Linked DNA regions of Homo sapiens: region 1 is linked to region 2. A link is an interaction called in ENCODE POLR2A ChIA-PET data of the cell type or tissue named here. Cell type or tissue: Caco-2. All regions are shown on one strand. Links, peaks and the distances in the headings refer to the core of each region. The heading gives the core; the rest is flanking DNA.

Evidence for each region. Peaks named below come from ENCODE experiments on the same cell type or tissue, not always from the same donor. Only the 100,000 strongest peaks of a DNase experiment are listed, where the experiment ranks them.
Region 1: POLR2A ChIA-PET joins it to region 2 with 5 read pairs; 2 of 35 experiments call an interaction of 5 or more read pairs at or near these places.

Annotation. Positions count from the first base shown.
Region 1 is chr5:160,225,823-160,228,850 of GRCh38, reverse strand. It overlaps a transcript of FABP6 not described here. Among named protein-coding and RNA genes, the nearest start is that of FABP6, 2.2 kb to the left of the region's middle. In Caco-2, for the core only: no CTCF peak of the experiment used is centred there; no DNase peak of the experiment used is centred there.
Region 2 is chr5:160,053,339-160,056,366 of GRCh38, reverse strand. The region is part of intron 7 of TTC1 (tetratricopeptide repeat domain 1); the gene reads right to left. It also overlaps a transcript of PWWP2A not described here. Among named protein-coding and RNA genes, the nearest start is that of TTC1, 46 kb to the right of the region's middle. In Caco-2, for the core only: no CTCF peak of the experiment used is centred there; a DNase peak (open chromatin) is centred at 1,345.

The DNA of each region.
Region 1 (3,028 bases), core at 313-2,812, 170 kb before region 2:
GGACGAGGGAACAGTGTGACGAAGATGGAAAGGGCCATGATGAAAGGAAACAATGAGTTTAGCTGGAGCAAAGCAAACTTGAAGGAGAACAGATGCTCCTAAGGGTGCAGATAATGCAACCAGAGTAAAGCAGCCACCCATGGGCCTAGGCAGCGCACCTGGAGGAGAAGGTGCCAGGTGCCTTGAAGATGCCTGTGCACCAGGCACTGGGCTGGATGCTGGATGAGTTTTATTTTGTTCAAGCTTCAGAGCTGGAAGGGGTTAGGGGTTCAGAATCTTGACTTCCATTTCCTGCTGTGTCTCTCAGTACCACTTCACATGCAGGGACTCTATCTCCTCCGTGATCACTCCGGCCTACCCATCTTGTGAGAATGTCCTCTGCATTGGGCAAAATTGACAGTGCAAAGTATAAAACACTCTGCAAAGGCTCTCGTGATTATTATGTATTTATTTATTTTTGAGATGGAGTTTCACTCTTGTTTCCCAGGCTGGAGTGCAAAGGTGTGATCTCGGCTCACTGCAACCTCCGCCTCCCGGGTTCAAGCAATTCTCCTGCCTCAGCCTCCAGAGTAGCTGGGATTACAGGCATGCACCACCACACCCAGCTAATTTTGTATTTTTAGTAGAGACGGGGTTTCTCCACGTTGCTTAGGCTGGTCTCAAACTCCCAACCTCAAGTGATCCGCCTGCCTCAGCCTCCCAAAGTGCTGGGATTACAGACGTGAGCCACCACACCCGGCCAATTATTATTATTAATTCAGGAAACCTCTGCACGTCTATTTCCTTTTCCCAGGCTTGCTCTCCATGAATCTCCTTCATTTCCATCTAAAGCTGAATTCAATACAGTTGCTGACTCCCAGACCTGGGACTAAGCGGTCTCTGAACTGATGAAAAACCAACTCTGCCACATTTTACCAGGCTTTAATCTCCAATCTTGGAATTTCTAACTCCAGCCAGGACTCTTACTTTAGTCTAACAGGCAGACAGACAGACAGACAGACACACACACACACACACACACACACACACACGTCATGGATTTTTTTAAGTTATATATATAAAAATTTCAAATAATTCAGAGCAAGTGAGAGTCCTGTCAGAGGTGGCCTGTGATAGTAGTTTGGTACCTCTCCTTCTAGGCTTTTTCTTTCCTTTTCTTTTTTCCTGAGACAGGGTCTCTCTTTGTCGCCCAGGCTGGAGTGCCGTGTGTGATCTCAGCTCACTGCAGCCTTAACCTCCCAGGCTCCAGTGATCCTCCCAAATCAGCCTCCCAAACAGCTGGGACTACAAGTACATGCCACCATGCCTTTTTTTTTTTTTTTTTTGAAGTGAAGTCTCCCTCCGTTGCCGAGGCCAAAGTGCAGTGGTACAATCTTGGCTCACGGCAACCTCCGCTCCCAGGTTTAAGCGATTCTCCTGCCTCAGCCTCCCTAGTAGCTGGGACTACAGGTGCTTGCCACCACACTTAGCTAATTTTTAGTAGAGACAAGGTTTCACTGTGTTGGCCAGGCTGGTCTCAAACTCCTGAACTTGGATGATCCGCCCACCTCGGCCTCCCAAAGTGCTGAGATTAGAGGCCTGAGCCACCACACCCAGCCCTTTTAGGCTTTTAAATGCACATATTTATTTTCTGGTATAAATGAGACTATATTGCTCTGTTACCTCCTGTTTATGTAATGATATGGGCACATGTCTATATCATTACAAAAGGGTATATCATATCCTGTTCAACAGCTCCAGAGTATTCTATCATATGTATGTCTCATAACTTACTTAGCTATTGCTGGATTTTTAGGTTGTTTCCAATCTTTTCCTATTATAAATAACAGTGATAAAAATATTCTTGTTCACACCTTTCACTGTACATGTCAGATTATTTGCTAAGATTGCTTGCTAAGGATGAATTCCCAGACATGAAATTCCTGGAACAAAGGATTGTAGTATTTAAAATTTGTATATCTATTACTTTACTGCCTTTCAGAAAAGCTATAGCAGTTTACACTCCCGCCTAGAGCATGTGAGAATTTCCCCTCACTGATAATAATAATGATGATACAACAATGACTGATAATAATAACAATGGCAAGAATAGCTCACATTTATTGGATCTTTATTATGCATTTGGCACTCAGCTGAGTGTTTTACATGAATGATCTTATTTAATCTTCAGAACAGCTCTATGAAGTATGTACTGTTATTGCCCCCATTTCACCTAGGAGCAAACAGAGGTTCAGTGAAGTGTTACCTTGACAAAGTATACCTTGCCAAAGTCACAGAGCCCCAGTGTATAGTTTATATTTACTTTTTTTTTTTTTTTGAGACAGTCTCATGGGGCGATCTCGGCTCACTGCAACCTCCGCCTCCCAGGTTCAAGCAATTCTCCTGCCTCAGCCTCCTGAGTAGCTGGGATTACAGGTGCCCACCATCATGCCCGGCTAATTTTCTGTATCTTTAGTAGAGACGGGGTTTTCCATGTTGGCGAGGCTGGTCTCGAACTCCTGACCTCGTGATCTGCCCGCCTCGGCCTCCCAAAGTGCTGGAACTACAGGCGTGAGCCACCGCGCTCGGCCTATATTTACTCTTAAAATAGCTTTCAACGTCTTTTTTTCAAAAAATCCCTATAATCCCATAACCCTAATACAAGCAAACTGCTTTTATTAATTAATTAATTTATTTATTTGAGACAGTTTCACTCTATCGCCCAGGCTGGAGTGCAGTGTCACATCTCGACTCACTGCACCCTCTGCCTCCCAGGTTCAAGCCATTCTCCTGCCTCAGCCTCCCAAGTAGCTGGGATTATAGGCGCCTACCACCACGCCCGGCTAATTTTTCTGTTTTTAATAGAGACAGGAGTTTGCCATGTTGGCCAGGCTGGTTTCGAACTCCTGACCTCAAGTGATCCACTCGCCTCGGCCTCCCAAAATGCGGGTATTACAGGTGTGAGCCACCCTGCCCGGCCTTATATTTTCTACTCTCTTCCTCCCTCTTTTGCTATTTCTCTCCTTCTCCCTCATTATTGTTTTCTTTC
Region 2 (3,028 bases), core at 237-2,736:
CAGGAGTGAACAACTGAGTGACTTTAAGAATCAGGACACCAGGAATATGTTCCTAGAAAGTGAAGGTATGAGTGGAAAACCTGGGTTGGATTATGAACAAGGCCCACATGTGTGCCAGAGTGGCCAGGGCAGGGAGCAGCAGCAGGTGCTGGTGAAAGGAAGGTGGATTACTGGGGCAATGCCCTGTCTTTGTGTTATGGTTTCTTTGAGGGAAGTAGATAAGTTTCAAGTAACTGCTCTAGGTCAAGGTAGGGATAGGCACCTGGCAGCTCTTGGTTAAGTTAGGAAGAGCATGGAATGGTCAGAATACAAGCCATACTTGTGTTCTGGGACCTAGTCCCTACCCAGCACCTGGGGCAAGGGAAGCTTGTTATCCCCTGCACACCCAGTAAGTAGTAATGTAACTGACTCTATTCCTCCAGTGGCAACTTGTCCAAATAGAGAGCTGAGATCTGAACTCTAGTGAATTGGAAGACCACACATTCTGAAATATTTGCTTTCTAGTTTTTCTCTGCTGCAGCTACAACACAAAGAAGAAAAGATAAAACTCAGTGCCATGGCTGCTTTTGCTCAGGAGGTGTCTCTCAGAGCAGAGCTGAACGCCCCTCTTAGCCATGCCCTCCTCTGGCCTCTAACCCCTCACCTGAGCTGCCTCTATACTCCGTCTCTCAACTCATCAGGGTCATTAAAGTTGAGTGTGCATCAGAAACACTTGAGAGGTTAAAACTTAGATTGCTGAGCTCCATCTTAAATCTCTGATTCAGTAGGTCTGGGGTAGGGCCTGATATCATGCCTTTTGGCATGGTTTTGGCAGGTTCTCAGGTGCTGATGTTCTGGGCACCATATCTGAGATGCAGCTCCAAAAGGTTAACTTGCTTTGCAACTGGTGATTAGAATCTTGATGAGAGAGCTTATATTAAAAAATGAATTGTAAACACCCATCTCTAGTGATTAGAGGGCTAAAGCTGCCTGGGTAGGGCTTCCCCGTTAGACAATGTGAAAAGTAGCCCATGCAGCCTAGGTTACTTTTTGGAGAAAGTAGATGACTCTATCTGCTACCTTATAGTTCAATAAGCTGAGATGACAGATCAAGGAAGAACCAAAAATATATACATACAGATTTTATTGACAATTTCACTTGCTTGAAAGACTTCTTGGCTGGGCCAGCATACGGGATAAAATAACTTGCAAATGATGACAGATGTCTTTACCCTATATTCTTTTCTATCTGGAATCAAAGCTTGTTTGGAGACCTGTATCATCATCCCAGTACAAACCTCTTGCCCTCCCAGCATGGCTGCCATAAATAATGACTCATGTGCAAAGAACCAACCCCCAGGAAGGCACTCCTCCCATAAGGTGACACAGCCACACTTCTCAAGGGACTCCTGAGGGCAGAGCAGTAACCCTGGGAGTTTGTCCTAAGTATCTTACAGTTGAGCAGAGGAGCTTCAGGGTAGCTGAAAGTGTCTCGTCAGTTTTACTTTTAAATGTTTTTTTTCCTATTTACCTATGTGAGCAAAAATTTACTACTGTAAAATTGAAACAATGAAATATACCCATAAAGGCTTAGATATACTCATAAAGGCCGTGTCTGCCATATGAAACCTGACTTCAAATCTTTATGTTCCTCAAACTAACCTGATTATTCTGATTATAAATGCTATACCGTACATTTGAATTTATATAAAACGCTACTTTTTTTTTTTCTATATTGTGGTTTCACATGAGATTTTTCTTTTCTTTTTTCTTTCTTTTTTTGTTTTTGAGACAGGGTCTTGGCTCTGTTGCCCAGGCTGGTACCATCGTAACACTGCAAACTTGACCTCCTGGACTAAGGCAATCCACCTCAGCCTCCCAAGTAGCTGGGACCACAGTCTTGTGCTACCACGCCTGGCTAATTTTTAAAGATTTTGCAGAGATGGGGGTCTTGCCATGTTGCCCAGGCTGGTCTCGAACTGCTGGGCTCAAGCAATCCTCCCACCTTGGCCTCCCAAAATGTTAGGATTACAGGCATGAGCTACTGTACCCAGCCAACTTTTTTCCCAGCTATTTAAGAAAACTGTGAAATCATTCCATTAGAGAGAAAGCAAATAAAGCATCAATGACTAGCTCCTCAAAAATGCTCTGAGCCTCCTGGGATGCTATGTCCAGGGTCTCTATTTCCATCTCATCACACTATCAACCACACATACCCTTAAGTCCTTTTAAACCTTACATTCCTTGGTTATTATGGCTGGGAGGCTAATTATCCCAGAGAAAAGGACCAAACAAACAAACAAACAAACAAAAACAACCAACCCCCACTCCAGCTGCTGACCACTTTCCTCAAGTGATCGTCTTGATGCTATCACGATCATCTTCTGTGATCAGCAAGGACTGTGCCACTAGGACTAATGGCCACCCTGGGTCTCTTGTTCTAAAGATTATAAATGATGGGCTAGAAAGGGCAAAGCAAATAATTGTTCTACCCACTAATAATTCCTATCAGGATTTTTTCCCTCAAGGAGTACATAGCTCTTCTTTCTAATGAAAAGGAAATTACAGAGATGGAAGAAAAAACAAGTTAAAGAATACTGAACACATCTAAATAAAAACCCATTTTGTACTACTCAAGGTGATCCACAGATTCAATGTAATCCCTGTCAAAACACCAATGACATTCTTCACAGAAATAGAAAAATCCTAAAATTTGTATGGAACCACAAAAGACTCTGAAAGCTAAAGTGATCCTGAATAAAAAGAACAAAAGCTACAGGCATAGGCATCACACTACCTGATTTTATAATTTTCTTTTTTTTTAAAGACAAGGTCTCACTCTGTCACCCAGGCTTGAGTGCAGTGGCATCATTGTGGCTCACTGAAGTCTCGATCTCCTGGGCTCAAGTGATCCTCCCACAGCAGCCTCCTAAGTAGCTGGGACTACAGGTGCACACCAGCACACCTGGCTAATTTTTTTAGTGACAGGATTTTGCCATGTTGCCCAGGCTGGTCTTGAACTCGGGCTCAGCCTCCCAAATTGCTGGGA